Regions from separate parts of the Mus musculus genome. Here region 1 is linked to region 2. Evidence: chromatin loops called from intact Hi-C (ENCODE). Cell type or tissue: heart. All regions are shown on one strand. Links, peaks and the distances in the headings refer to the core of each region. The heading gives the core; the rest is flanking DNA.

Region 1 (15,573 bases), core at 3,100-11,099, 140 kb after region 2:
AGGCCGGCCCGTCAGGCTAGAGCTCTATCCAGAGCATCTCCAAGAGGAAGGCAAGAGGCTCTACCCTTGGGAGGGACTCCAGGAGGGATCCAGGCCAAGAGGGAGGCATGTTGTACACTGTGGTCTCCAACCACAAGCTGGCCTTCTTTTTAAACTTTACTTCTTTTACAAAAAACATATAAAAACTAATCTGTATTGGATGGTGCTTATTGTGTTCCAGGCAGATGCCACAGCATGGACGTGTAGAGGTCACACAACCTTAGGGGCTCAGTTCTTCCTTCCACCTTATCGGGTCAGGAGTTCTCTTGTAATTATTGTCTGTACTGTGTACATCAGGCAATTCTCCTGTCTCTCACCATAGCTCCCCCGCAACACACACACACACACACCTGGTTTGGCTTGAGTGCTGGGATTATAGATGGGAGCTGATTCATTTGGCTTTTCGCTTGGTTTCTGGGGACTGAACTCAGGTTTTCAGGCCTGTGAAAATAGTGCTGAGCCATCTCTCCAGCCCTAAAAATACATTTTAAATTAACAGAAGTATAGTTTCCAGGAGCCCGTGCCAAACTTCCTATGAGTCAGCATCCAACAGTCAATCAAGCCTGGGAGATTGTGTTAGCAGGGATCCCAGGAGGAGACCAGAGTCCCTGATTCGTAGCTTCCTGGAACCAGGACCCACTCTGGTCTCGTTTGGATTGATTCTGCAGCTAGTACAGGTCTCAGTTCTGGCGGCTGGATCAGTGTGGGATGCCCCTTTTTAATTCTCCCCAAGGATCTAAATGTCTTGAGTGCTAGCCCTGGTGCTAGCTAGCAGTACAAGAGGGCTCAGGCCTGTGCTGAGACCCATGGCAGCTACAGGTCACACCCACTCTAGGCTCTCTTCACTGACACCAGGATCTGCTTCTTGCTTTCCTCCATTCAGGCCCCAGCACCTGTGTCCTCTAAGGTCAGCCAGGTCTCCGTTGCTATTGCTCCTTAGACATCAGGGTGGCCTCCAACATTTTCCGAGCTTGTTTTCAGTTTGGCTGTAGCTCCGGGCTCTGCTTTACTTTTGCAGAAGTGCAGAGGGTTTCTCTGTGTGAAACCTTAGCATTGGCTCTTTGGGAGCTGGCCAGCATGAGGAAATCTGTCTATAGCCACACCGCCTGGGTTCTGGGCCTGGCTCCATTACACTTAGCTGTGTGGCCTGGGGCAAGCTGGTATGCTCCATCGTGAGGACGGAAGGAGTTGGGATGCGTGAAGCTCTGAAAGTGATGTCTGGCCCTTGGGGAGTGCACAGTGAATGTTCTGGCTAATGTCAGTCTCATTAGCAACGCAGCAGGGAGAGTGGAAGAGAAATTAGCCAATGTCCTAGGTTCTGGAGTTGTACAATTTGGCTTCTAGTTTCTAATTCTAGCTTTTAGGTCTTTCATTAACCTCTCAAACCCTGTTCCCTTCTTTCCGTCCTTATTAGTGTGTGTGTGTGTGTGTGTGTGTGTGTGTGTGTGTGTGTGTGTGTGTATGTGTGTGTGTTGTGTATCTGTGTGGTATATGCATTTGTACATGAGTGTATGAGGAGTCCAGAGGCTGATGATGGGAGGCTGTACCTACTAGGTTTGTGTCAACTTAACACATGCTGGAGTCATTTTGCAAAAGAGACCCTCGATAGAGAAAATGCCCCCACCAGGTTGGCCAATGGGCAAGCTTATAGGACCCTTTTCTTGATTGATGATTGATAGGGAGGGGCCCGGCTCACTGCAGACAGCACCACCCCTGGGCCAGTGGTTCTGGTGCTGTACGAAAGCAGGCTCAGCAAACCATGAGGAGCAAGCCAGTGAGCTGCACCCCTCTCTCCAAGGCTCTTGCTTCAATCTGCGGCTCCAGTCCCTGGGCTGACTTCTCTCAGTGATGGAATGACCTGAAAGTTTTCATCCTGGAATAAACCTTTCCTTCCACAAGTTGCTATTGGGCGTGGCGTTTTTTCACAGTCATAGAAACCTTAACTAAGATAGACGTCTCCCACCATAGCTTTCCTTGAAGCAAGGTCTCTCACTGAACCAGAAACTCACCAGTTTAGCAAGGCTAGATGTCTAGTGAGTTCTACAAATCAACTCCCCCAGGACTGGGGTTACAGATGTGTGCCTCGGTCCCGAGCTTATCACATGGTGCTAGGGCATCTGCGCTCAGATCCCCACGTTTTCACAGCAAACTCCAACATCAGCTTCTTGGTTGCCTAAGATTACAGTGATGTGCCACCATGCCTGGGTCATCTGTACAGGAGAACTTCTCCTATCGCACAGGAAGGTCGAGGATGGTGCCTGGTATCAAATAGATGTTCAGTAAATTTCCACAGCATGAATAAAGGCACGGGGGTGGTGTGAGAGACACACTTTGGATTATGGAAAAGGTCAGATGGTATACCTGACCATATGTAGGTCAAGAGGACAGGGCAAGAATCTCCCCAGTGACAAGGAGGTCACGGCCTGAGGAAGATCCTAGACTACTCAGGGATTCATGAGACAGACATATATATATATCATTGCTGTCATCAGCAATACTGTCACCCATGCCATCAAGGAGTCAAGTCACAGAAAGCCATGTGTGATGGCTAATTTAAGTGTTACCTTAATAGGCTCCATGGCAGTGATTCTCAACTTATCTAAGTCTGGGACCCTTTAAGACAGTTCCTCATGTTGGGGTGAGCCCTCCCCCAACCATCAAATTATTTTTATGGCTACTTCATAACAGTAACTTTACTACTGTTGTGAATCATAATGTAAGCATCTGTTTTCCAATAGCCTTAGGCGACCCCTGTGGGAGGGTTGTTCTATACCCCTACCCCAGAGAGGTTGTGACCCATGGGGTGAGAACCACTACACTAGAAGCATTGAAAAGACAAGTCACTGGCTCCATCTATACTGTAGGTGGTACCAGCCCATGGACTGAGAGGTCTCTGAATAGAGGGAGTCAGAGAGCTGAGCACCGGCTTTCACGTTCATGTCATTCCCTGCTTCCCGACTATAGATACATTGTAGCAGCTGCCTCACCAGGCACTACGCTCTCCCCACATTGGTAAACTAAGCTCCCCACCCCCCTACTAAGTTGCTTTCGTCAGGGTATTCTGACCTAGCAATGAGACAAGTAACTGATGTAGCATACCACTACAGGCTAGAAAGTGCATCTGGCAATGAGGTTAGTAAAACGGCAGGGTGTCTAAATCAGTTTGAAGGATGACAAAAAAGCAAAGGACCTCCCTGTGTGGCTTTACATGAAGACATGGCTCACACTCTCACAGTCCCTGTCCTGGAGGGGGTTGCCTCCACACTGCCCTGGTTCCTCCTTCTCTCCCAGTCCCCATGTTCTAGCCCTTACTTGGGGTTGTCAATGCTCTCCCTTACTGAAGGGAAAGTAGAAGGCACATCAGCCCCCACTGTCTAAGGCCATCACCAAAGGTCTAGCTTTCTGTTTAACCAGTGGTCATTATTGGGTACTCAAGGTCATAATGATGTCTTGTTCAGTAGTAATTTCTTTGCATCCCTTCTATAAACTGACAACCACATGAGGTTCAATAGGCAGCTCTCACTCCTCTTGATACCACTGCTGGAGACCAGTAAGGGGTACATACTTCAGTGTCGTATCTCTAGTGTCCCCAGTGATACAACCCAGAGACAGACAGATGAACTAAGCATATAAATCAGACCAAGCACTGTTCTAGCCTACTCTCTGCTGCTATGACAAATACTAGGACCTTAAGAGAGAAGAGAATGGGTTTGGCTTATATGCCCAGGTTACACCCATCATTGAGGGGAGTTAGAGCTGAATTCGAGCAGAAACTCAAAGGCAGAAACCACAGAGGATGGCTGCTTGTGGGCCTGTTTACTCACAGGTTCACGCTTAGCTAGCTAGCTTGCTTGCTTGTTTGCTTATCCTTTCGTTTTTTCTTTTTCTCTTCTCTGTTGACATCATCTTCTTCTTATCTTCTTCCTCCCCCTTCTCTTCCTCTTCTGCTTTTCTCCTCCTCTTCCTCCTCTTCTTCTTCTTCTTCCTCCTCTTCTTCCTCCTCTCTTCCTCCTCTTCTCCCTCCTCTCTTCTTCTTCCTCCTCTTCCTCCCCATCTCTCTCCCCCTCCCCACCCCTCCTCCTGTGTACCCCTGGTGATCCTGGAACCCACTCTGTAGACCAAGTTGTCCTCAGAGATCTACCTGCTTCTGCCTTCCTAGTGCTGGGATTAAAGGCATGGGGAACCACAGTAGTTTTCTTATATTCAGCCCAGGACTAATTGCATAAGGATGGTGCCACCCATGGTGGGCCAGGCTCCAGTGCTTTGACTAACAATCTGATCTAGGTTATTATTTAATCAACACTTTTCTCTCAGGAGACTCTAGGCTGTGTCAAGCTGACCAGGACAGGTACTTTATAGATATGAAGTCACTCAATCCTCACAACCCTGATAATCGTGCTGTTATAACCTTCATTCACAAAGAGGAAACTGAGTCGCGGAGCTGTTGAGCCATTCATATAAGGTCACACCACTGAGAGATGACAGGATTCCAACCTCAATATCCTGGACACAGACCCAGTTTTTACCTCCCTCTGAGCTCTCAGGAACGCTTCTGGAGTGACAGACATGATTCAGAACGGTGACAGGCAGGCAGGCAGGTATGCTCCTGCTGGGAACTGGGGAGCAGGCTTGGCTTCAGACTGATTTGAGAACTGAAGTCAGCAGTTCGGCATCTCAAGGCCTTGTGGCCCTGGCTCCGCCTCTGCCTTGCCCTACCAACCACCTGGCCAGGCACAGGCACGGGCAGCCAAAACAGAGCTTGGTTGCTAGGGCACTGGCAGGGATGCCTTGCCCGATAATCCCGGCCTCTCTGGGAACCCAGTCTCCCCCTGGCCATGTCTGTCAAGGCCATCTAGCTTGGCCTAGATGCCAGCTGCTTCCTCTGTCGTTTGTCCCCTTCCTGTAGCCCCTCTAAAGCCAGGAATGTCGGCTCCTTTCCCACTCTGCTTCTGTGGCCTCCCTGAGAGATCAGCAATCGGGACAGAACTGTAAGGGTCAGGCTGCCCGGGTCCAGCTCTGGACCTGCTGTGTGACTTTGGGCAGTTTTGCTTAACTTCTATGAGCTCCGATTAACTTACTATGGACATCAAAATAGGCTGCTGTGAGAGTTAGACTGGAGAGGAGTTAGAACATGGGAAGATTTTTTAACAGCGATGCATTTGAGTTCCATGTGCATTTGGTTAACAACATTCAGATGTCTTCTCAGCCGTTCCTTTAAACTGATGAGCACAGAGCCGATTCTCTGGGGGGGGGGGGGTTGGGGGGAGGGAGGGAACTAGTAGGGCAGTTACAACCACCATGATCCCCAGCCCTGCTCCTCTAAAACCCAGAGCGGGCTGTCAGGTCTTGCTCCAACCCTTCCTTCAAACCATCCCTGGGCTAAGCAGGAGTTGGAAGAAGCCCCTCTCCTCATTCTAGGATCCCGTAGAATGTGTGGTCTCTGAGAAAGAGCCTGAAGCTGCCGGCTCCAGCCTTGAAGCTCACTGAAAAAGCTCGTTGGTATCTGGGCGCTGAGGCTCAATTCTCTCCCTGATACACCGAATGACTGTGTTGTTTCTCTTAGTCTTTATCATTCCGTTATCCTTAGTAGGGTCCAGAAGGTTCCTTGCAAACACATCAGTGTCGATTAAGCAATTAAGCAGCAGAAACAGACTTCCTTATGCTGTTCTGACAACCCCCCACCCACACACACACGATGTTCCTGCCCATAGCTTACATGCACTGCATTCCTTCAGCCCCCTCCCCAGGTCATCCTAGGGAGAGAGGAATGACAGGTGACCAGGGAATGCCGGTAGCCAGGCTCCTTCTTTTTATTTCCTTTGCATACCTTTCATTCTCCCTGGAGTTGCTGATCATAATTTTCCGTGTATTTAAAGGTATCTCGGTGACTCTCGCTTTATGAAAACAGTAGCAGCTAACATCTGTGGAGCGCTTTGTAGTTTGAAGCACAAAGCCTTTTCTCGGTAACGATGTGTTTCAAACTTTACAGTAGCCTTCTGAGGTGTGTGATGGTATGATCCCATTTTCCAGATGAGGAGCCGAGGCACAAGCAAGGGAAGTGACTTACAGTTCAGGAACAAGTTTTGCCCTAGGTAGACGGTCTGTACTCATCTGACCTCTCCTGGTCCCTGGACCATCTCCTCTTGGTCGGTCTTCATCTTCTCTGTGTTCCTGGTTCTACTTTGTCTTTTTGTAGAGATTGCTTAGGGAAGGCTGACCTGGGCCATGTTCCTCTGCAATTCTAGAAGCAAATGGAACTCACCAGGCCTCCTGTGAGGCAGCCTGCTCACTCTCAGACTTCCCAGGCTTCCAGGCCTTATGTGGCAGGTAACACATAGCTCAGCAGGTGCGGGTCCGGCTGGGCCCATGGAGGCTCAGAAAGGCCAAGTCAGCGGGTCAGAGTGCTTGCTTCTTTTGCACAGGACCCAAGTTCCACATCAAGTTGTTCACAACCATCTGTAGTTTCAGCTCGAAGGGGCTGGACGTCTCTGGCCTCTTCAGGTATCCACAGACCCCTTCACACATATATCTACATGCAGTTAAAGATAGATTTTAAAAAGCATGGATATGTACATAAATCTATACGTATACATACATAGCTATGCAAGTCATATTTGCATACTACTTGCAAATACAATCACACATGTGCACGTATATTTCACACAAGAAATTTCATTTCAAAATTTTCATTCACGAACACACTTGCACAGACATAAACCATGCAAATGAACACACGCTAACCTACATAAACAAACATACATGTATACATCCATGTAGCACACACAGACACCTACATCTTTGCACACATGTGCCCATACTGCAGGGTACCTACCTGGCTTGGACTGTGGGGAGGTGATGGGAAAGTCAGTATGTCTGGATTCTGCAGGTCTCTGGTGACCTTGGGGTGAGTATGTCCTGTCTCCTCTCTTGAGGTGTTAAAAGCAAGGGCTAGGTCAGTAACTGCTTGCTATAGGCCAAGAAGGTATGGTCCCCAGACCACAAAGATTTGAGGGTCTCCTACAAGCCATTGCCTTGCCCCAAGTTTGACACTGGCCATGAGTGCTTCCAGGGGCTCCAAGAGGCTGCAAGATTACAGTTCAAAGATACAAGAATGGGTGGTCCAAGCAAGCTGGCCTTCGGGAATGCCCCTTTTGGACAAAATAAGGAATCAAACCCAGTCTGTCAGACTCCGGACTACCCACACGGGTTGGACCACATGAGTCTCTGGGATTATCACACCACAGGTGTTCTGTCAGGGTGAACAGCCATTGACCTGAAGACCAGCAGCCCTAAAGGGGCCAGCGTCTGACAAAGGGTTCAGATACCCAAAATTCTTTGGCAAAGCAGACTCTCTACATGTTTGGGACACCCCCTCCCCTGTTCTTCACCCCCTCCTGAGGGGTGTGTCTACAGAGTTGGGGAGGGCCCTAGGCTTCCCCTCCCTGTCCTCTTCCCAGCTGTGGTTCCCCACCCCCACACATTCCTCCTCCTCAGACATTCAGACATTCGATTCAAGGGCTTGGTGGTGATTTCAGGCAGGGTTTGATTTGCTCTCAAGCGTTTCCCTGAGTGGCCCCTGGGTGTTTGCTCTGATCCAGATGGCATCCAGATGCAAGCCTCCCTCCTCCCTGCCCCCGCAGCTGGAGGAGCCCTGTCCTGACCTCCACCTCACACCCACCTCCCTGCCCCGGCAGCTTTGTCCCTCCGGCCTGAGGTCAGGGCACGGACCAACACCTCTGCCTGCGGCTCTCTCCACAGCTGGGCTCCTGGCCATCCTATTCTTGGTCTTCCCTCCTCAGCCTTTGTTCGTTTCAACAGGTCATTGCTGCGAGAGCCAAAACAAATGTCAGTGTGATAATGAGGGAAGCCGGGATGTGGCTCTGCCCGTTGGGGCGGGGAGGGGAAGACCCGTACGTGTTGAAGCCGAGGGAAGCAACACATGCCTGGAGCCTTGAACCTCCAGCTCAGATCCCTAGGGACCAAATCCAAACGCGGAAATGGGCATCGATGACTGCTGCGCTACAAAGTGACGAGGCCAGCAAGCCCCAAGCAACAGCTCCTTAAAGAGTACCCCATCCTGTACTGTGCGAGCACTTCCATTTACAGATAGGGAAACGACAAAAGGTCAGAATTTGACTTTAAACAGGGGACTCCCAGAACGCACGGGGTTCTCTGGGTAGCCTGCCTGAACCAGGCCTTTGGGCGCTGCCTCCAGATGTCCTTCCTGGTGCGGTGAGAAACGGCCTCGGGAGCCCCGATGGAAGACCAGGGTGGGAGTTCCTGTGTATAAGATGGTCTCACTGCTTCTGAGATTCTGGGTTCCCGGCTTCTCTGCTCCGTCCAGCGCTGGACTCTAAACCCAGGAGCCAGCCCAACACTTGGCAGCCCGGGAGCCAGGTGGCCCTTGATGACCTGCTCTTAAGCCGTCCACTTCCCATTAGAAGTTAATGTTTAGACCTCTAGCAGACCCTGGGTGGCTGCTGTAGGCATCACAGAGGTCAGGAGGTCTCCCCTGGCCCTGGAGACACTTCGGGGCTTCAGGTATCTGTCACCCCCCACCCCCACCCCTCTCACACACACCGGCAAGAGGAACAGGCAGGTGTGTGTCCACATGGACCTTCTTCTTTGTGAGGTGTACAGTCAAACTTCCTTGATGGAAGACGGAGCATTTGGCCCCGGCTCAAATGTACAGGGCAGACATTTCCTAGAATTGTTAAGCCCTGGCCCTCGCAGGTGTGGGAAGAGGAGGCGGGGCCGGGCCTCCCAGCCAATAACTGTTGGGGAGCCGTAGGGAACTAGGTCCTGAGGGCCCACGGGAGCAGTACTCACCCTCTGGCCTCCCTAGTCCTGGACAATACCAGAGACAGGCATGCAGGGCAAACTGCTGGTCCCAGGTTTGCACCTCTTGTCTCTGTCTTCCCGGTAGCTCTTTTGGGTGGCCATCTAGCAAGTGAGAGCCTGTCCTCTCTCCTGCCTTTTGCCTGCCATCCCTCTCTCCATCAGCCCTTCCTTCTTCCTTCACCCCTTCCTTCCAGTCTTCCTTCCCTCCAGATTCTAAGTGAGCTCAGCTCTGCAGCCACAGAGAAGCTGTGGGCCAGGATTCTCCCCTGAGGGAGCTGGGGAATCTGGCCCCGTGGAAGTATTATTATGGGTAGGTCTGAGAATGTAACTCAGTTAGCACAGGGTTTGCCTAGTATACCCAAACCCCTGGGCTCGACCCCTGGCATTGAATAAACCAGGCAAGGTGGAACACACTTGTAATCTCACCGTTCTCGAGGTGGAGGCAGGAGGGTCACAAGTTCAAGGCCACTCTTGGCTGTATAGCAGCTTGAAGGCTAGCCTGAGCTACATGAGACTCTGTCTCTTGGGGAAAGGGGATGGAAGGGGAGATTGTCCCAAGTCTGAAAAGAGAGAGGAGAGTCTCTCTCTGTCTGTCTCTCTCTGTTTCTCTCTGTCTCTCTCTGTGTCTCTCTCTCTCTCTCATGGTTTTAGAGCTTTATTGTAGAAAGGCAGGGAGAAGAAGAGAAGGTAGAAAGAGAGAGGCCCACCATGGCCATGTGGGGGGGGGAGGAGATAAGGAGAGAGGGAGAGAAGGAGGGCTAGAGAGTAAGAAAGGTGAGGGTTTAAAGAGTGAGAGTCTCTTTTTCCACCAAACTCTGTGGGCTGGTGGTACCCACCCGCACCAGGAGTGGGACTGGGGTGGGGGTGGGGTGTCGCCTAAGGAATCAGCTATCTCTAAACTCCTCGAGTCAGAAACAGGTGGTGTGTACCTGAGGATTTCGGTGATGGCTAGAGGGAGGGACATTTCTGCCAGCTGTGTGTTGGTAGTCAGGTAGCCTGAGAGGGGACCTGGGGCTGGCACACCAGTCCCCACAGGTTAATGTTTGACCCGGAGCCATGTATTTTTCCACTGGGTATTTTTATCCTCTGTGCCTGACAGTGGGCAGCTGGGTGCTGTCCTCTGTGGGCATGAAGGAGGGGAGCAATCACTGGGGTGGCTTTGGGAGGGGTAAGACTGCAGGGAGGGGGGGGGGAGGGCTAGAGGAGAGAGGCACATGTCCCCATGGCTTTTCTCATCAATGGGACCAAATACAAAAAGCAGTGTATGGGAAGAAAGGTTCGTGTTTTGGTTTGTTTGTTTTGTTTTTCCCCCTTCGTGGTTTGATGGGGCGGAGTCTATCCTAAGGGGGCGTGGCTGAAGTCAAGGCAGCAGGAACAAGTCACCAGGTTCCTCAAGTCTAGGCAGACTAAGAAGTGGAGGGAAGAACATGCTGAGGCTCAGTTTGATTTTTCCTTTGTCCTTTTATTTCAATCCAAGGGTCCCAGCCCACCTGATGGTGCCACCCACTTTCAGGAAGGGTCTTCTACCTCACGTGAACCTCCCTGGGAACAGCCTCACAGACACCTAGGTGATTCCACATCTAGTCAAGTGGACAATGAAAAGGAGCCTTTGAATGCCCACGCCCTGTCCATTGACATCCAAATACTCATCTCATGTGTGAGCGGTATATGATGTGTGTGTGTGTGTGTGTGTGTGTGTGTGTGTGTGGTGTGTGAGCAGTGTATGGTGTGTGTGTATGTGTGTGTGTGTGCGAGTGGTGTGTGAGCAGTGTATGGTGTGTGTGTGTGTGTGTGTATGTGTGTGTGAGTGGTGTGTGAGCAGTGTATGGTGTGTGTGTGTGTGTGTGTGTGTGTGTGTGTGTGTGTAGGCACGCAAACATACGGTGGTTTTTAAGAACAACCACATGGAAAAGAAACAAATGGAAGAGCCCAGAGACAAGCTGGCTTTTGATCACAGCCCCAGCCCTGGGCCTGCCCTGGGACTACCCCATCCCTAGTTGAGTAAGGACTGGCAGAGATGCAGGGAAGAGGATAACTTGGTGTCCCTGACCCAGCTTCTCAGGAGAGTCAGGATGTTCCTCTAAGATGCTAACAGCACAGACAGAAATTGTTCTTTTCTATGGCTGGAGCTGGTGATGGTGGTGACAACGGTTCCAGTCTTGCTCCTGGGCCAGTGTGGCAGGGAGAACACAGCTTGCTCCCAGGGAACCACCATCTAAGGGAAAGGGGGATGAGGTCTCATGAAGAGAGTTCTGTGTCCAAAACGAAACTATACATACTGGGTGCTTCTAGTTCTGGGTCCTCCTAGTTCTGGGTCCTCCCTCCTAGCTCTGGATCCTCCTAGATCTGGGTGCTCCCTCCTAGCTCTGGATCCTCCTAGCTCTGGATCCTCCTAGCTCTGGGTGCTCCCTCTTAGCTCTGGTCCTCCTAGCTCTGGGTGCTCCCTCCTAGCTCTGATCCTCCTAGCTCTGGGTGCTCCCTCTTAGCTCTGGTCCTCCTAGCTCTGGGTGCTCCCTCCTAGCTCTGATCCTCCTAGCTCTGGGTGCTTCCTCCTAGCTCTGGTCCTTCTAGCTCTGGCGTCCAGCCCTCTCTGGTTTGGTTTCTTCCTCACAGAAAGGTCTGGCCTGAGCTGACTGACTGCTGGGCTGTGCACAGCCTAGTATCCAGAGTCATTCCCACACACAATGAGAGTCCAAGGGCGGGAAGGCCTCAAAAGCTACTCAGCCAGGATCAGCTGGTGCCAGGTGTCAGCCAGAGCAAAGACAGCTTCCTTCCTGTCCCTTCCAAAAGTTCTAGAGATGGGCCTGTAATCTCAAGTGCAACAGTGTGGTATCTTTTCATCAATGTCAACCTGACTGACATTAGAATTACCCAGCGGTGTGTCTGTGTGGGAGTATCTGGGCCAAATTAGTTGCCGTAGAAAGTCCCACCCTGTGCTCAGCACCATCCGTGGACCTTGGTCCTAGACTGAATAGAAACCAAAGGAGAGGGACGTCTGAGTACCAGCATCTCTCTCTCTCTCTCTCTCTCTCTCTCTCTCTCTCTCTCTCTCTCTCTCTCTGCTTCCTAACTGTTGCTGCAATGTGGACCAGCCACCTCATGTTTCTGGCCTCCCTGCCAAGATGGATCATATCCTCCAATAGGAGACAGGGAGATGGTTTGATAGGTCAAACCTGAGGTCAGTCCCCAGAACCCATATCAAAAGCCAGCTGAGGGGCATGCATCTGTAACCCTGGCACTCTCAGAGCGGGATGGGAGACACAGGAACCGTCCAGAAGTTCAGCGGCCAGTTAGCCTGCGGTACACAGGATGGCAGAACCAATGAGAGACAGCGTCTCCATACAGAGAGAAGGAGAGAACTGACTCCCAAGTTGTCCCCTGGCCTCTTTACAGTGTATGCACTATGGTACATCAGCCTGCCTGCACAGGCTGTGGTATGTGGGAGCTTACACACACACACACACACACACACACACACACACACACACACACACACTAAATAATAAGAAAATGATGAGCAGAAATAAGCCCTTCCTTTCTTAAGCTGTTTCCGTTAGGTACTTTGTCACAGGAGTGAGGTAAGCAGTTAATATGGTGGAGGGTGGGGTGGGGGGCAGTGGATCCCAGGGTCAACCTACTTCCCAGCTGAGTAGGTACAGGTGATCTCCACCTACCCCAGACCCAGAACTGGATGGTTGGGTAGGCTGGCCTGAAGCTGGGCTTTTTCAAAAGCTGAAATTCTGCTGTGGAAGCCAGGGACTTTGTGGGACTGGGAAAAGGTTCCCCGGGCAAGGACACAGGGCCCTGTCAGAACAGAGTTGACCTCTGTCCCAAGGTGCTCTACAGTAGAGTGTAGTGTAGACCAAGCAGAAGCAGGAAGACCCTATCTGAACCTGTTAACCAGGTGGCCACATGTCTAGCTGACAGTCAGTCATCTCGTCTGGCTTTACCACCCACTGTACTTAGTCATCCCAAATCCAGTTAAGAAATATACTGTGTGCCCTTGGCTCTGGTTGGTGTCTTGTTGCTCCTGGCTACAGACGCGGGAATCTCCAACAGTAGGCCAGGAGATTCTAGAACAGTGGTTCTCAACCTATGGGTCGGGACCCCATTGGGGTTGCATATCAGATATCCTGTAGATCAGAGATTTACGGTGTGATTCATAACAGTGGCTAAATGTCAGCTATGAAGTAGCAATGAAAAATGTTAAGGTTGGGGGTCACCGCACGTGAGGAACTGTATTAAAGAGTCGCAGCATTAGGAAGGTTGAGAACCGCTGTTCTACAAAGAGACACAATTTATAGAGGCTCCTTAACCCTACCTTGTCCTATGAGAACCCAGAAGGCAGTGAGCCAGGATGAAGGTAAGGATTTTGGGGACTCTCAGAGGATCCTATTCTTTGGGAGGAATTTGAGGTTTTGCCTCTGGAGACACTGAGGAGTCCTAGAGTTGGGAAACCTCCACCCCGTGGCTCAAGCTTTTGCTGTGCAAGAAGCAAAGGTTACAAGCTTGCACCAATTCTCTGAAATGGAGGAACTGTTTTCTCATTTGGTTGTCAGAAAGGGGAATTCCGAAGACTAGCTTTGGGCCCTGGCTTTGCATCCAGCCCAACCATTTCTTAGAAGCCGGTTGCTTTCTGGTAGTACCCTCCCACCTCCAGCTATTGGCCCGTTGTTTTCTGGTCATACCTCCCACCTCCAGCTATTGGCCCGTTGTTTTCTGGTCATACCTCCCACCTCCAGCTATTGGACCGAGCCTGGCAGATAGATGGATCTATGGAAACTTAGTGTTCAGAAAAGACACAGACTTTAACAACTCCCTGTTTGGAGTTGGAGAACTGGAATGAAGAAAGGTCACACCCCACCATCAGATAGATGCTCACCAAACCTCCTCTCTGTGCAGTACCCTGGCTGCCTCTCCCGGGAGCATTCTGTATGACCAGATGAGGCAGTTATCTTTATCCTCATGGTCCTCATGTTCCCCTTGTCCCTGAGCAGTGGAAACGGCTCTTTTTTCTTGAGCTGTGGCTCAGGAGATATTCAGAATGGTGCAGACAAACCTGTTATCCAGAGGCACTGATTTATATTCTCAGCTATTCCAGAGGCGGGGGCAGGAGGATTTTGTATATGTCATAACTTTTCTCACTGTTTGTGGCTGCTAATATTACTTAAGTACTTTCTCAGTAGATGGCCTGCATCTGTACTCATGGCCCGGTCTCCACAGGACCCAGGTGACTCTTCTGAATCTCTTTGGCACATGGCTGCCATTCAGTGCCTCAGCTGCTCAAAGCACAGGGGCAAACGGCCACCATGTTGAACAGCGCAGATACTGAAGCCCTCTATTCATTGCAGGAAATTCTACTGGATTCCTTGTCCAGGACAGACATGGAGCGAAGGAGATGATCTTTCCGTCGAGAGACTAAAATAATAATGAACAATAATGATAACAGAGGCAGAGATCTACTGAGAGCTTCCCTTCAGGGCAGGCCCAGCGCCAAACTCATAATCCTTACCCAATCCTGGGCTCAAGGAGGTTACTCAGGGTCACTGGAGCTAGCAAATGACTCTAGTTTTTTGTGACCTCTGAGTCCAGCCCACTATCTTTGCTGCTGGCAGCCCCAGCCCCTGCCATGCCCCCAGGAATTTAGAAGCCCCTGGGGAAAGGAAGGAAGGCAAGCAGCACTCATTTTACAAGAGCAGGAATTAAATAAATCAGTACATAATTAACATCATCACATCTCCCTAAGACCGCTGACTAGAACATTGCACTAATGAGGGCAAGGTGTTGGTTTTGAGTCCCAGGAGCATAGTACAGCAGCCACTGTAAAGGAGCCAGCCCACCACCCTGGAAGAAGCCCTAGACACTAGAGGGGGTGTGTCTTCTGAATACTCAGGCAGGGATCCAGATAATCTGTCTCAGACCTAAACTGGCTGCTGCCTTCCGGACCATGACAACCCTGGGGACATATGGGAGGGGCTTACAGGGCTTTTTGAGGGTTTGGCTTGGCTCAGAAGGTCCATCTTTAGCATCTGCTAAGAATGTCAAGATTGCTGGGAGAGTTGTTGGTCATCTTCCCTCAGGGAGTGGTGAGAGCAGACAGTTCATCAGACATGAGGATCTCGCTGGGGACAGGCAGGGGTGTGAGATCATCCCCACACAGGGACTAGGGCATGAAAGGGCTCATTAGGTATTCGTTTATGTAAATTCCCCCTCTCTGGGCCTACAGGATGGCCAGTGGGTAAAGATGCCTGTCATCAAGGCTTAATGTAATGACCTGAATTCAGTGTCTGGGACCCACATGGTAGAAGAACCGATTCCCCAAAATCATCCTCTGACTTTCACGTGTGTACCACACTACATATATGCACCCACTCCTCCCTTAACACACACACGAAAGAAAGAGAGAGAGAAAGAAAGAAAGAAAGAAAGAAAGAAAGAAAGAAAGAAAGAAATGCAAAGACAAAACAAAAACAAACCCAGCAAAATATGTAGACAGGTGTGGTGGCTCTTAACTCCAGTATTCAGGAGGCAGAAGCAGGTGGGCATCTTTTGAGTTCAAGGCCAACCTGATCTATATATAGCAAATTCCAGGCCAGCTAGGGGTACAGAGTAAGACCCTGTCCTAGGAACAAACAAGCAAACAAAAAAAAAAAAACCAAAAACAAACAAACAAGCAAACAAAAATAAAAATAA
Region 2 (15,573 bases), core at 4,133-12,132:
GGTTGCTGCTTAGGGCAAACGATGGCCCCAGCACTCAGTATATGACTAGACCTACCTCTACTGTCTGGATGGTTTTTTTTAAAACACTCTCTGGGGACGTATTACTTCCTTCCTGGTAGGGGACTGCCAAGAAAGCAGCGTGGAACTTACCCCTGACAGAACAGTATTGTCCCCTGGGCTCTGTCTAGGATGTTCCTTAAAACAATCCCTCAGCTGGGCCTACCCTCTAAGTCTTTATCCTCAGACCCAGAAGAGGACCTGGGAGGCAGCCTTACAGAAATCTCTAGAAATCCCTTGTCTCTTCTCCCCAGTTCACCCCAATGGCTAAATTCCTGAAACTCCTGCTTCTCCCCCAAAACCCAACTGAACGTGTCAGGTCCTTCAGGATGGCGTCACCTGCTCCTAGCAGTTATGTAGCCCATCACTTTAGCCTTTTGCTCACCTGCAGACGGGAAGTCTCTTCCACACTGTGGGAAAACAGGGTCCTGCCCAAATCAGAGCTTGCCCGAGGAATGTGGCAACCGCTAGGGAGTCTGTGCCCCATGCCACTTCATGCAGGAAGCATTTTGGGCCAGCCAATATGGCTGCTTTGCTGGCTAATGCTGAAAGACTTTTCCCCCCCACATTGCCTTTGGTATACTATTAAAAGATAAGAAAAATGACGAGAAGGAAGAGGAAGAGGAGGAAGAGGAGGAAGAAGAAGATGAGGAGGAGGAGGAGGAGGAGGAAAGATCGATTTTTTTGGCCTTTACTTTGAAAGGGCTGACATGGCTGCCCCACGCCCCTGGTTTGAGAAAGGTTTCAACGTGAAGCCTAGGTTCTGCTTATTTTATGAATCTCCTGAGTGTTGGGGATTCCAGATGAGCATTCCCATGCCCAACCTGACTTTATTTCAGTTCTGACAATCTCCTCCCTGTCTCTGAACAAGATTCTCTGAAGATGTCACTGACTAACCAACCACCTAGTGGATTGCTCCCTAGAGCCCCATGATGCCAGGAAAAGATTCATCCTGGTTGGTCTGACTTGCGTTAGCCAGCATGAGATCGACAGGGGGAACCCCCATTTCTTTGGGGGTACACTGTTTAAATAGGTTGAGAGACACAGGGATCTGTTTAGAATATTTCATGTCTGCCAGGCCCACTACACTCCCATGTCTCCTGTCCTGCAGTGACCTGGGGGAGAGACGCTGAATAGAATCTATTCTGGGAAATGAGCCCCCAGGAAGAGCAGGAATAGTGGGATACTTGTCACTTCCCCTCTTCTTTCTAGATTCCCTGAGGTTTCATTAAGTGACACTTACTAGGTCCATATCAGTGTACGGATGACACCATTGTGGAATGTGTTGGAGGCAATGTGCAGCTTGTATGGAATCCAGAAGTGACCCTTCCTCTGACCCAGCTTCAGATTGTGTCTCTAAAATGCATGACGGAGGTAGTTGGCCCATCCCTACCCTGATCCGGGTTACTCCAAACCCTTCAGGCCAAGTTTCAGTCTTTGCATGGCTTTAGTGCTTTGGAGAGGGAAATGTGCAGCGTCACTGCTCTGGCTCCCTGTACAGGCTCATCTGGGAACACCTTATACATATATATACACATATACTACATGTATATATACATATACTATACATATACATATCATGGCTATCTCAGGATAGGAGGAGGAGTCTAAAGCCGTGAAGTCGAGAAGAGCTGATTCCCCTCAAAGTCTCTTCATTTTGCTCCAAACCTCAGAATCCTTTACTGAGTCCCTCTTCTGTAGGCCCGTGGCCTTTCCCAAGACCACAGAACTGTGGTTCTCAGCCTTCCTAATGCTGAGACCCTTTAGTACAGTTCCTCATGTTGTGGTGACCCCCCCAGCCCCCCCCCACAGGCAACATAAAAATATTTTTGTTGCTACTTCATAACTGTAATTTTGTTACTATTATGGATCATAATGTAACTCTCTGACATGCAGGCCATCTGATATGCGACCCCTGTGAAAGGGTTGTTGGACAGTCCCTCCAAAGGGTTGAGGGTTGAGAATCACAGCTGGAGGAGGTGGAGATGAGAAGGGCAGCGCTTTGGGAGCCTTCAGTGTCTACAGCCTCTGTTATGCCACGATGAGAGACAGGGGCCCCCTGACAGGGAGCTACATTTGGTGTTCTTGCGGTTAGAGACAGACACGTGAGACATTTGGTGGCTTTCCTTTCTGACTCCTCTTAGTTGCTTAGAGCAGGGATCAGGATCAGGTGAGGAAACCCACAGGAGGGCTCTGGACCAGCAAACATTTACTAACTACTACTTTCCCTGCTACAAGAGAGCCATCCAGGAGGGGACTCGGGACTAGTAATGATGGGCAGGAAGGGATAGCGTGAGGAGCCAGCTCCCTTCCTCATAAGATCCTCATACTACTGCTCCATTGGAATTGGGGTGCCCAAGAGGTGCCAGCACCCACCCAGCTTCAGTACTGTGTGCAGAGGGATGGAGATAGTGGATTACACTGGGGGGGGGGGCAATAGGAAGATTGTTGAGTTCTCTTTCTCAGAAGTCCAGCAGATCTGGGTGAGGGCTGGGACTGGTTGGTCCCTCTCTTCCCACAGGTATCGGAGCCCCCTCTTGTTCCCAGGGGAGCCTAGGAGCAGCTGGGCCAAAGCCCAACCAGGAATTTTTCCAGGCTGGTTCCTATATCCAAGGGTGGGTTAGAGGTGGGGGTTTTGGAGAGCTCTTAAGGAAGACACTGAGGACATGGAGAAGGGGACTTAGTAGAAAGAGAGGGGACAGAGCCACACGGGCTAAGTGTGCAAGCATAGAGAAATAGCCAAGGGTTTTAGGGAGAATGGGAGGACAGAGTACACCCCTGAATTCTGTTTAGAAGATGAACCGTAAGCCTAGGCTAGAACTGAGGGAGCCTCTACTCCCACCCTTCCGAGGGTTGGCGGCAGCGCTGGGCAGCTGGCCTACCTACCTTTCTGAATGCTAGGGTAGGTTTGAATCACCATGCCGGCCTGGCCCGCTTCTGCCCCCATTGGCACCCTGGCTTCAGTTCCCTGGCAACATCTCTGTGTGTGTGTGTGTGTGTGTGTGAGAGAGAGAGATCAGGAGGAACAAGGGCCTCTGTCTGCCCAGCTGTCTCTCCTTCAGGGCTCTGCCAGACTACACAGTGCATACGTGGGTTTCCACAGGTCGTCTCACTCCCCGCCACTGACTAACTCCAGAACTCCACTTCCCGTTCTCAGTGCCACAAATTTGGTGCCAAATTCTCTCCAGAGAAGCCTCTCTGGAAACTTCCCAGAGGATCCCATTCACCCCAGGGCCCTAGCTCCTGATGACTGCAGATCAGACAAGGGCTCAGATAAGCATACTCCCCCCCCCCCGTAACCCCCTCCCCACATATAAACCTAGAGTTATGCTTCCGAGGTCAAACACGCAACTTTTTGGGTGTGTGTGTATGTCAGAAACACGCAATTATTTGGGAGCTCAAAGTCTGCCGCACTCAAGAATCAACTCTCACCCCCTTTCCAAGACCCGTGCCATTTGAGCAAGAGTTGGGGTGTGCATAATGTAGTCACTAGGGGGCGCTCGGCCATCACGGGGAGATCGTGAACTTGGGCGAGCCGAGTCTGCGTGAGGGAGGACGCGTGTGTCAATGTGAGTGCGTGCATGCATGTGTGTGTGTGTGTAGTGTGTTTGTGAGGTGGGGGAGAAAGCCAGGGGTCACTCTAGTTGTCCCTATCCTCATACGTCCCTGCCAGCTCTCCGCCTTCCAACCCCTACTTTCTCCTATATTCCTGGGAAAGGGAATTGTTCTTAGACCCTGTCCGCATATAACCTCACTCTCCTGTCTCCCCTGATTCCCAATACTCTGGGATTCCCAGTGTGTTCCTGAGCCCAGTTTGAAGGGGTGCACAGATAATTTTGAGGCCGTGGACCCTGGTAAGGGGTTTAGCTTTCCATTTCGCGGTAGTGGCCTAGGGGCTCCCCGAAAGGCGGTGCCTGGCTCCACCAGACCGCTCCCCGGGGCGGGTCTGGGCGGGGCTTGGGGGTGGAGCTAGATTTCCTCTTTTTCTTCCACCGCTGTTACCGGTGAGAAGCGCAGAGGCTTGGGGCAGCCGAGCTGCAGCGAGGCCGCGGCACTGGGGGCGAGCTGAGCGGCGGCAGCGGAGCTCTGTCGCGAGACGCAGCGACAAGGCAGACTATTCAGCGGACTCACCAGCCCGGGAGTCTGTGCTCTGGGATTTGATATTCAAACCTCTTAATTTTTTTTTCTTAAACTGTATTGTTTTACGCTTTAATTTATTTTTGCTTCCTATTCCCCTCTTAAATCGTGCCAACGGTTTGAGGAGGTTGGTTCTTCACTCCCTCAAATCACTTCGGATTGTGGAAATCAGCAGACGAAAGAGGTATCAAGAGCTCCAGAGAGAAGTCAAGGAAGAGAGAGAGAGACCGGTCAGAGAGAGCGCGCTGGCGAGCGAACAGAGAGAGGGACAGGGGCAAAGTGACTGACCTGCTTTTGGGGGTGACCGCCAGAGCGCGGCGTGAGCCCTCCCCCTTGGGATCTTGCATCGGACCAGTCGCGCTGACGGACAGACAGACAGACACCGCCCCCAGCCCCAGCGCCCACCTCCTCGCCGGCGGGCTGCCGACGGTGGACGCGGCGGCGAGCCGCGAGGAACCGAAGCCCGCGCCCGGAGGCGGGGTGGAGGGGGTCGGGGCTCGCGGGATTGCACGGAAACTTTTCGTCCAACTTCTGGGCTCTTCTCGCTCCGTAGTAGCCGTGGTCTGCGCCGCAGGAGACAAACCGATCGGAGCTGGGAGAAGTGCTAGCTCGGGCCTGGAGAAGCCGGGGCCCGAGAAGAGAGGGGAGGAAGAGAAGGAAGAGGAGAGGGGGCCGCAGTGGGCGCTCGGCTCTCAGGAGCCGAGCTCATGGACGGGTGAGGCGGCCGTGTGCGCAGACAGTGCTCCAGCCGCGCGCGCGCCCCAGGCCCCGGCCCGGGCCTCGGTTCCAGAAGGGAGAGGAGCCCGCCAAGGCGCGCAAGAGAGCGGGCTGCCTCGCAGTCCGAGCCGGAGAGGGAGCGCGAGCCGCGCCGGCCCCGGACGGGCCTCCGAAACCATGAACTTTCTGCTCTCTTGGGTGCACTGGACCCTGGCTTTACTGCTGTACCTCCACCATGCCAAGGTAAGCGGTCGTGCCCGTCTGCTGTCGCCGGGCCGTGGCGAGCGCCTCTCCCGCTTGGGGACGTGCGTGCGTGCGAGCGCGCGCGTGGGGGGCTTCGTGCCCCACGCGGGTCCTTGGGCACCGGGCGCGAGGCGTCCCCCTCTGTCGTCGTACGTGGAGGGGGAGGGGGTGCGCGCTAGGTGGGAGGGCGCCAGGATCGTCTCGCCGCCCACGCGGGCCCTGCCCACCCACCAGAGTCACCGCACGTACGATCTGGGCCGAGCAGCGGAGGGCGGGAGCCAGAGGAGGAGGCTGAGGGGGCTGGGCTTGTGCCGAGGCTGGCGGCAGAAGTTTGCTCCGGGTCGCGGGTCCCCGGAGAACTGGAAGTCCGGGCAAAGGGGGCGGGAGTCCGGAGCCCAGCGGGCATGCCTGGGGGTGCTCGGACCTTGGACCCGGGGAGGGCAGAGATCGTGGAGGGGGCAGGGCGCGGGCGACCGAGGGGGCTTTGCTGTCACTGCCGTTTGGGTCTCTGAGGCCCTTGCAGTGAGTTTGGGGAAAGTTTTAGGATGGATTGCTGCGGGGACCCTCTCCCACCGCTCTAGCTTGTTGGGCCACCTGCACCGCGCCACCCCCTCCCGTCCCCGCTCGCGTCCCGCGCGGTGCCCGCCCTCCCCCGCCTGGCCGGGCGCGCGCGGCGCAGAGCCGATTACATCAGCCCGGGCCTGGCCGGCCTCGTGTTCCCGGAGCCGCGGCTGCCGGAGCCCGGAGACCCGGGCGACGAGCGGCGCCCCTCCCCCCACCGGCCCTCCGCGAGGAAGGTGACCTCTGGAGGTATCCCCAGCTCCGGGACCCGGAGAAACTCCCATACCTCTTTCCTCCGTTCCCAACTTCTACCCGTGCCTCGCGCTAGGAAGAATTTCCCGACGCCCCTTCCCCCTTTTCCCCATTTCCTGCCTGGTGTAAAAAGAGAAGCCCTTCCCACCCTTTTATATTTTCCTTTTCTTTGCGAAGACTCATCGGACCTTTCCTGGACCCAGGGTCCAGGAAAAGGACGGTGACTGTCAGGCGTGGGGGTGCTGAGGCCCACCCTCGGGTTCTTTGTGGAAACGCTGACCTAAGTTTTGAGTTGGTGAAGGTGTGCTCCCTCCTCCCCTCACAGCTGTGCTTCAGGTTTTTTTTTTTTTTTGCGGGGGGGGGGGTGGATCAACGAAGGGTGGACTGACATCACCCCATTTCCCACCCCCACCCCCCCTTTGGAAACATGACTTGATATTTGCTCTGACAGGGGCAGCCTGGAACCAGCCCTTTCCCATACCTTTGGCAGGATCCCTTGTCAGTCAGTATCTCTCACACACTTTGTCCTGGCAAAGCCCGATGCCCAGAGAGCAGGTGGTTTAACTGCGAACTTGCCCACCCAACTTGCCTACCAAAGGGTCCTTTCATGCTTATTTCCACGAAGCTTCAGTTGTAGAGCCTTCTTGGAAAGGAGGCAGAAGGAAGGAGAAGGGCAGGTGTCCCTGCCACCATCCAGAGTTCCCCAGACCCTGGCACAAAGGCCTTGGTTCTGGGCCTCCATGTGGGGAGGAGGATAGGAGTGCTTGGCCACAGTGTGACCTTCAGAGGCCCCCAGAGAAGGACACCTGGCCAGTCCCTGCCTTAGAACCTCCCCATCTGGGAAGGGGTTCAAAGTTTCTGTTCCCTTTCTCCACGGGGGGCTAGACAGAAGAATAAGGAGAATGTCATGGGGCTATTGAGGGGGTAGTGAGGGCCTACAGTGCAGAATCCAGGGCCAACCTGAGGCAGCTGGAATGGGGAAGCTATCTCTTGAGAAGGGTCACCTCTGACCTTGGCCCTGGTGGCAAGACTGAGGGTCCCTGGATGAACTGCTCTTAGGGGACAGAGACAGACCAAGGGTGGGAGTTGGTCCTTCTGGGGCAGTTGGAGGTCCAGGTTGGTTGAGGAAGGTGGCAACAGGAGACCCTCAGGAAGGCCTGCCTGGAAGCCTTGGCTTGCTTCCACTGTCAGGCCCACAAGGCCTTCTTGGTGACCTTCACAGCTTCTGGGGAGGGGAGAAAGGAGCTGGTGGGGATGAGGAGGGTTGGAGGACCCCCTGCGGGCTGGGCAATACTGAGGAGAAAGCTTCCTTGGTTACCTTCGAGCCAAGTGCCCAGTCCAGGTGAGAGGCTTGGAGATGTGGGAGGGGGAGGCTAGCCAAGCTTGGGAGCTGCAGTCAGGCCCTGGGCAGATGGGGTGGGAGGGAACTTGGACTCTCCCTTAGGGGCTTCCTCCCAGCTAATCACCCCTTGAGCAACCTGTGGGTATGCCGAATATTCCCGAGGCCTGGGGAGAGTTGGGATGGGGGAGGGTAGTTGGTGCCCTTCGGTCCTCTGCACCCCTCCCTCTTCAACACGAGCTCCCTGGTATTTGTCATGTCAGCAGGAGAAGGTCACCACGTTGTTTTTCTCGCCCCCAGTCCTTCCTTCCTGCCCCAGTCCAAATTTGTCCTCCTATTTGACCTTAATACTTACCCATGGCTTTGGACCAGGGAATCGGGGGCAGTGGGAAAAGAGAGAGGGCAAGATTGGAACGGGACTGGGGGCCTGAGTAAAGCAGGATTCTGGTATTTTCCTCCTACACTGTGAGCTCCCTAGCGCCTGGTTAGTCTTTAACTTCCATGGGTTCAGAATTGACGCCGTCCAGAGTAGTGGGTATGCTCTGGACCTGCAGGGACCACTTACATGGTCCTGACCCTGTGTGACTCAGAAGCCTGGGGGTGGGGGGTGGGGAGGCTGGGAGCTGGGGGTTGGGAGAGAGAGACAAGAAGACATCAAGGGATTCAGTGGTCAGGCCTTGGACGCCCCGTGGCTGCCTCTGTCCCTGTCAACGGTCTTTACTCTTTGCTTTGTCCTCAGTGGTCCCAGGCTGCACCCACGACAGAAGGAGAGCAGAAGTCCCATGAAGGTGAGTCTCATGCTCTTTAATGGATCCCTGTTGTCTCAGTGGAGTGCAAGGATAAGCCCCACTCCTCTTTTTCAGATGGGGGGGGGGTTGGGGCACAGGAATAGGAGGCATGGGTACTGTTGAACTTAACCCTTGTGTTTCTTAAGATGTCTTCTGTTCTGCTTTCTGCTAGAAACAGGACTTGTTGCTTTCTCTAATAGGTTTTCTAGTGAAATTTTATCTGGAAAGCTTGCTGTGAGCACAGCCGTGGAGGAAGGAAGGCGGCAGCGTTCAGGGTTTCCAGATGTTCTGGGAGGTGTCTCTTGTACCCCCTTCTCTCAGGGGAAGATAAATGTTCAGTGCCACTTCCTACCCACCCATGGCCCACCCGAAGGGGCTGTGACCCTTCCTGTGTGAGGTGGAGGTATGAGGCTGGGGCAGGACAGAAGGATATCCTAACAGGACTCCCCAGTCCTGGCTTTCCAGTGTGGCAGCTTCCATAGACAGCGTTTGGGTGCTGTGAACTTCCCTGCAGGACCAGCAGAGGGCCGGCTATAGCTCTCAGCCGCCCCGCCCCCCTGCCCAACCCTGAGTCCGCCTGCCTTTTGTTCCAGTGTGGTTTGGAGTACCGGGATCCTCCCATTTCTCTGGGGACGCCCTGGCTCTCCCCAGCACTGAGTGTGGCCTCTGCTCCAGCCGGATGCCACTCCCCAAGTGTCCTTCCTCAGAGTTAGGAAGGCCCTGGGGTCTTTCTCCAGGCTAGTTTCCCTGACCCAAATCCACTGTGGCTGGAGGAACCAGCAGCCAAGGAAAGCTGGTGATGTCCAGCCGGTTTTGCCTCCTCCCCCAGGAGCTCTTTCTCTGGCCCAGGGCCTGGCTCTCTGCCACTCCCTGGCCCCGGCCACTGACAGGCCCCTACTTCCAAAGTGCTACCCACCCCCTTCTGCTTCCTAGTGGGCTCTGTGGTCTGGGAGAGGCAAGACAAATGGTCTTTGTTTGATGGAGAAGAGCTTGTCTGCTATAAATAAGGAAAACCACGAAAGCCCGATGCTGAAGTGTATGTGTGCACACGCCCGAGCAGCAGGACAGTGTTCTTTGGGGCAGGGGCCAGGCTCCCGTGGGTACTGGCCAAGTCACTTCCTCCACTTCCTATGGACCTTGGGGACTCTAAGAAGTTTTTGGAAAGGATTCTCATCTTAGGTCTTTTTACACAGAGCTCCCACCTCCATTCATTGCTCTGTCATATCGCTCCTCTAACTAGCCTGGGCCACCTCTGTCCCAGCCATGATGAAGGGTTAGTTAAAAAAAAAATTCTGGGTTAGTCGTCTTCAATATAGACTTTCCTTGAGAAGAATTTTTCAGATCTGATCTCATGGACATTTTTTTTTTTTTGGCTGTGTTTTATGTTAACCCTTTGAGGGTAGACAAGAGTCCTTTGCTTATTTGTCCAGATAGAAAAGAGAGCCCTTGAGCAGAGTACAGGGGTGGTGGCTTAAGTTCCCCCCACCCCTTTCCCTGTTTGACATCTGTGGCCATTGCTCCATCTTTTCTTCTGTGCCCCCGTTTCTCACCAGACAACCTATCATACACCTGGCTTCCATCTTCTTTACCTTTCTGGAAACAAACAAACAAACAAACAAACAAACCAAACTTTGAAGAGTAAAGGGAGGTTTGGCTGTGTCCTCAGGTTGGGAGGGTGGGGGTGTGTAGTCTCCGGAGCATGCACTTAAAATGCCTTTGGTGACATTCCAAACTTTGTGACCTGGAATGAGAAAAGAAGAGCTGTTTTCAGGGCCAGCAAAGAGTCAGAGCGCCACCACCTTCCTGCTCCCTGAAGTGTCTTTAGAGGTCAGGCTAACCTGCTTCTACCGATAGAGGCCTGGAGACTGGAGGGACAGGCCCAAGGTCATTCCAACTGCTAACAGAACTTGGGCCCCTGTGTGGGCCTGTGGTCCTTTTCTCACTTCATGGACAGGCTTCGGTGGGGTGTGACCAAAACTGGCAGGCTGAGCCACCATTTGGTGTTCCAAAGAAGTCCTGTACTCTCTAGTTCCCGCCCCCTGGCCCTCAAGTACACCTTCCTGTCTCATGTACCTCAGAATCTGACAGGGAAATGGTCTCTCCTGTCGTCTTCTAGATCAGCTTCTAAAAATGCGTCGTACGGAGGCAGCTCCTGCTCTTTCCATGATGCAAACAGTTTGCCCTCTTGGGCGGGGTTCTTAGTGCTGCCAGGACCTGCATTGGTTGGTGTGCCTGCCCACTGCCACCTGCTGATTTGTCTTGGGCAGAAGTCTGGGGAGGGGGGGACTGGCAGGTGTCTCTCGAAGCTTCTGTGTCTGTGCATGATATCAGTGTCAGAAGGCATAGCCAACATAGCTCCTTCTAACTAGTTCTTACTAGTATTGTGGCCTCTGGGATGAATGGTGGTGTTTCTCTGAGTCTCTAGATCTCCATTTATAAAATGGGTTCCTGGTTGTGCTTAGTGGGAACATGGGGAAGAGTGTATATACATAGCTGTCCCCGGTGTCCAGTGTGTATTTGATGAGTGGCTGTTGGCCTGGTTGGTGGTCTGGCCATAAAGCAGAAAGCAGGTGTACCCAGACTCAGGCTGTCATCTGGAGCCATAGTTGGTAGGAACTTGCTGTGACAATGAGGAATGGAGTTAGATGCGGCAGGGCCACCTCCCCTGGATCTGGACCTAGAAATGAGGGAGGGACTTCACTTTGAGCTTTAGAAACACTTGTTTGGTGTGGAGCTGTAAGGAGTGGTCTCACAAATCTGGGTGGCGATAGAGGCTGACCATCCTGCCTGGTGTCCCTCCCACACAGTGATCAAGTTCATGGATGTCTACCAGCGAAGCTACTGCCGTCCGATTGAGACCCTGGTGGACATCTTCCAGGAGTACCCCGACGAGATAGAGTACATCTTCAAGCCGTCCTGTGTGCCGCTGATGCGCTGTGCAGGCTGCTGTAACGATGAAGCCCTGGAGTGCGTGCCCACGTCAGAGAGCAACATCACCATGCAGGTGGGCACCTGCGGCACAGGGGACGGGGCGGGGGCAGGGGGGGCAGGAGGACAGTGGTACAAGGAGGGGCATTAGAAGGTTGTCTGGGCCTCTGCCTGGGAAACTTTTGGTAGGAGGAGCTAAATTGGGGTTGAGGGTGAGAAGACGAGGCTGGGGCTTCTTTGCTACCTTTGGGAAGAAGATGTCTGCTCTGCGCTCTGTACTTCCCTGCCGAAGCTCTCCACGATTTGACCATCTGCTTTCGTGACCTTTGCTCCCTGGGCTCGACAGGGGGGCCGCTGCCTGCAACAAGTGTTCTTCTCTTTCTCTGGGAGAACCCAAATGCTCCCCCAATCCTCACTCGAGGGTTCTATTGGGGAAGCTGGACGGGAGGGACTGGTCTATGCAGAGTTAAAAGCCAGTCTTGAGGTGCTGTTGCCTAGTGGGTGGATCTGGGCCCAGACGGGGTGGAGAGTGGGAGGAAGCTCAGCAACAGGCTGGATGGGTAGCTCTTAGGTAGCATTTAGGGGGTCAGGGTGAAGCTTGGGAGGGGTGCAGGAGGGGAAGGGATGGGGGTGGTAAGAATCCAGGACCTGAATTCCCAGCCTGGCCAACCCTTGCAGCTGTCTGCTCTCAAGAGGAGCAAGAGCCCCTTGAGGCCAGCAGGGTTGGGGGAGTTGGAGTGACCTGAGGTTCTTTTCTGTTAGAGCCCTGGTCCTCCTATCTCCACCACCTATCCCTGCTCAGTAGAACCCCTGGGTGCTAAATGGCAGGAGCCCCGGGGTGTCCCATAGGGGTATGGCTGGCTGGGTCACTAACCACTGTGATCTGCTCCCTCCCTCTACAGATCATGCGGATCAAACCTCACCAAAGCCAGCACATAGGAGAGATGAGCTTCCTACAGCACAGCAGATGTGAATGCAGGTGAGGCCAGAGCTTCACACTCAGGTGGCACACAGCTGATGCCTGGCTGCAGAGCTGAGCGTGTTACATGTGTTAGTGTGGGTCCACCTTCCAGCTAGCTGTGTGAGCTTCTGTGGGTGGTGGTGGTGATGGACCCCAGTGTGCTGCTGTTCCCCGTCTCTGGAATATGGGCACAACAATTCAGTGTGCCCTTCCACGGCATTATAGGGCCCCATGTTGTTGTTATGCAAAAAGATTAAGAGAGCATTGCTAAATCAGAAACGTCGTGTAAAATTATTACCAAATTGTTGTTATCATCACCCTAACTCCTCTGTGTCTTGTTTTCTCCTCCTTTCTCTACCCACTGCAGACCAAAGAAAGACAGAACAAAGCCAGAAAAGTAAGTGGCCACGTGCTAGCATTTCTTTCCAATTGTCTCTGTTCAGGGCTTCTTGCTTCCTCTCTTGGGTGCTCTGTTGGCCTCAGTGGCATTGGTTGGGTGGGTAGTATGGTGACCGAAGTGGGCTGGAGTCAGCTTTAAGCTTATGGCTCTAGAGCGATGAAGTAAACCCAGCCTGAAGAAGAGGCTGCCCTTCAGGGCTCAGGTCCCTCCCGGCCAGCACTCAGCGTTGTGGTGGAGTGTGCTATGAACACTAGCGTCCACAGCAGAGTGCAGGAGAGCGAGTGGGTGCCACAGGGCAGTTTCTGTGTATCAGGGGATGGACGTAGCCTGGGCCTTGTTGGGTGGTGACTGTGGCCATCCAGGTTTTTTAGGTCCCAGGAGATTTCTTGGTTGTGTGTGTATGCCTTTCCGTAGGGCTGTGGCAGGTAGCAGACCCAGCTCTCTTAGTGAGGGAAGAAAAGTGGAGTGGTAGTCATTTTCTGAGGCTTCCTGTTGATGGCCGGGGAAGGTCAGTTTAGGACGGGAGGGTGGCTGACATTGCTGGGGTCTAAACGTGCAGTGAAGGAGCGACTGAGAGAGAGCACCCCCATCCTTTCCCCCAACCCCACCCCACGCCCCTTTCTGTCTGCCCTACCATTTGGTGGATGTGAAGTCCTCATGCCTTCCCCTAAGCCCCCAGGTTCCACGACTACTGTATCTACTAGAGCAATGGTCCTGGAGTTTATCAGTGAGAGAGAGCAGGGCAGGCTCCAGGCGAGTGGCCCTGTGTGGAGAGCTTTCTCCTTCTATGCTTGCAGTGCTTTCTCCCAAGCAGGACAGACCTGCCTTCTTCTCCCCAGGTCCCTTCTTCCTGTCTCGCTTTCCCCGTGATAGACAGGCTGCCATATCTTTTCTGGGACTTGGCAGGCCTAGAGAGTGCTGGTTCCCTGGAGGGTGGCAAGCTGTAGCTTGTCCCTCCCAGCTGTTCCCTAGATGTCTGCTTTGCCCATAGGAAGAGTGGTAGGGCTCGCCCGAGCTCGGAAGAGAGTCTAGCTGCAGGCTTTGGCTTCTAGAAAAAAGAGCCTCTGGCCCCCTAATCACACACCCATACTACACTGTTCCTCTTCCCCTGGCCCCACCATCAGTGCTGGGCTCTGATGACAGCCACTCCCACTGCCTATCCTAGATGACTGCTCCATAACTGGTGCCCCATCTCCTGCCCTGGCTTATATGCCATCGCTCAAGCAACTGCCCCTTCCCACCAAGGATGCTATGAGGCAGGGCTCCCAGAGGGACTCCTACTCTCACACTTGGAAGTCAAGGCAGATAGTCTGAAGCACAGCCCACTTCTAACCCTTTCTCATTAAAGTCTGCCTTAGACAGTCTATTGCCTCCTGACCTTCAGGGTCTAACCGTTGTGGCTTGCCCTTATGGCTTTGCGCCCTGCCTGAGACCAGGGACCACATGAAGCCTAGAAGCTGTGCCTTTCACAGTTTCTGCTAATCACTCAAAGCCCTGCCTAGGGCTGGGATTACCACCCTACTGTGGGCAAAGTGAGGAGGAAGGTTCACGCTGTCTCTGCTCACCCGTGACTGAGGTTTGACCTAGAGGCTGCTCCAGGAAGTGACTAGGGTAGTTTTGGGTCTCCTGCTCCTGCCTCTGTCTTCTTCATTGCTCCTCTCTTCTCTTCCCTCTCGTTCTCTTCCTGTCTGTTTCTGTTTTTATATTTTCCAGAAAATCAGTTCGAGGAAAGGGAAAGGGTCAAAAACGAAAGCGCAAGAAATCCCGGTTTAAATCCTGGAGCGTGTACGTTGGTGCCGCTGCTGTCTAATTCCTTGGAGCCTTCCTGGTCTCCAGACAATCGCCTGCAGCTCCTCTAACCCTGCCCACCCCACCCCTGCCCCACCCCTACCTCCCCTCTGGCTCTTGCCCTGCCTCAGTCTCTCTCTCTCTCACTCACCCCACTAATGGCACCAATGGGTAGACTTGGTGGTGGCATTGTTGGCCCAGGGTTGGGTTGGGGTGGGTGGAAGGTGAGTAGATACGGAACACTCAACTCAGGGAGGGGACTCTGGCTTGGCTGGGCACCGACTTTCTCTCACCCACTGGGCATTGGTGGCGGGGCCGTTGTTGGCATGGGCACTGGGCATCAGGGCCCTCTCATCCAACTGGTTTCCACTGCTCTAGACTCTTGCACATGTCTGGAGGGTAGGGGTGGTGTGGAGGGCAACGTGGAATGAGTTGAGGGGTCTGTTGGTGGGAAGTGGACTGTGGTGGGCTGAAGTTGGAGCTTGAGCGGGCTGTGCGGTAGCCCGTCCTCGTCTGTTGGAAATGCTTTGACCCCTGGGTTTGAGGCTCCAGGATGGGAAAGCCCTCCCTATCCAGCCCAACAGAAATCACCCACAGAGGTCTCCTACGGTGGCCTCTTCCTCTGCTTATAGGCTGTTGTGGGCTCTGGAGGCCTGGCTGGTGGACAGTGCCACTGGACTTGGATTACCTTCTGCTGGCCCTCTCCCTTGGTGGAGGGTCTGGGCAGAGGCCCTTTTCCAGGGAGAAGGTACCCTGGTGGTCTCCTGGGTCACTTATCACTGTCCCCAGCAGGTGAAGAGTCAAGGTGTGTTGTGGGCACAGCAGTTGTGGGGGCCCTGTGGCCCCAGATAGGCCCATGTCTTCGTGGGGCACAGCACTGTCCCTCATGGAAGCTTACCCTCCCCCTGCACTCTGCCTGCCTGTGCCCTCCTCTTCCTGCAGGCACATGTCCTGCCAGCGCTGCGTCTCTTTGCCACTCTCTCTGTCTTCTGCTAGAGTGCTCGGATCTTTCCAGAATGTGGAAAGGGCCTAGGGGCCGACGAGCTGGGTGGGGAAGCCGTGGTGGACACATTAGGGGGTGTTGCATGGGACTCTCTCTCTCTCTCTGCTGACTCTCTAGCTTAGATGTCTTTCCTTTTGCCTTTTTGCAGTCACTGTGAGCCTTGTTCAGAGCGGAGAAAGCATTTGTTTGTCCAAGATCCGCAGACGTGTAAATGTTCCTGCAAAAACACAGACTCGCGTTGCAAGGCGAGGCAGCTTGAGTTAAACGAACGTACTTGCAGGTTGGTCTCCAGAGGGCAAGCAAGAGTCAGAGAGGGGCATCACAGACACGGGAGAGAGAGAGAGGGAAAAAGAGAGAGACAGAGAGAGCACACTTGTGAGGGGCCAACTGCTTGCTCGG

What was found. A loop is a pair of places that touch in the nucleus more often than their neighbours do. Peaks named below come from ENCODE experiments on the same cell type or tissue, not always from the same donor. Only the 100,000 strongest peaks of a DNase experiment are listed, where the experiment ranks them.
Region 1: it touches region 2 in a loop (6-fold over the local background); 5 of 42 quality-filtered maps call a loop at or near these places.

The regions. Positions count from the first base shown.
Region 1 is chr17:45,878,884-45,894,456 of GRCm38, reverse strand. It overlaps Gm41584 (a long non-coding RNA gene), which reads right to left and starts at 9,147. Exons shown (of 2, transcript XR_876835.2): 1 at 6,872-9,147; 2 at 5,834-6,568. 4930542M03Rik (RIKEN cDNA 4930542M03 gene) reads left to right here and starts at 13,005. Exons shown (of 2, transcript NR_152136.1): 1 at 13,005-13,243; 2 at 14,232-14,608. RefSeq lists an enhancer at 6,725-8,765. In heart, for the core only: no CTCF peak of the experiment used is centred there; DNase peaks (open chromatin) are centred at 4,776, 7,916 and 8,696; H3K4me3 peaks cover 773 bases; H3K27ac peaks cover 3,285 bases; H3K27me3 peaks cover 2,780 bases.
Region 2 is chr17:46,020,872-46,036,444 of GRCm38, reverse strand. It overlaps Vegfa (vascular endothelial growth factor A), which reads left to right and starts at 4,068. Exons shown (of 7, transcript NM_009505.4): 1 at 4,068-5,154; 2 at 8,046-8,094; 3 at 10,902-11,098; 4 at 11,925-12,001; 5 at 12,351-12,380; 6 at 15,323-15,454. The coding sequence starts at 4,555. In heart, for the core only: a CTCF peak has its summit at 8,595 (motif pointing right); DNase peaks (open chromatin) are centred at 4,564, 5,594, 5,814, 8,794 and 6 weaker places; H3K4me3 peaks cover 5,914 bases; H3K27ac peaks cover 6,323 bases.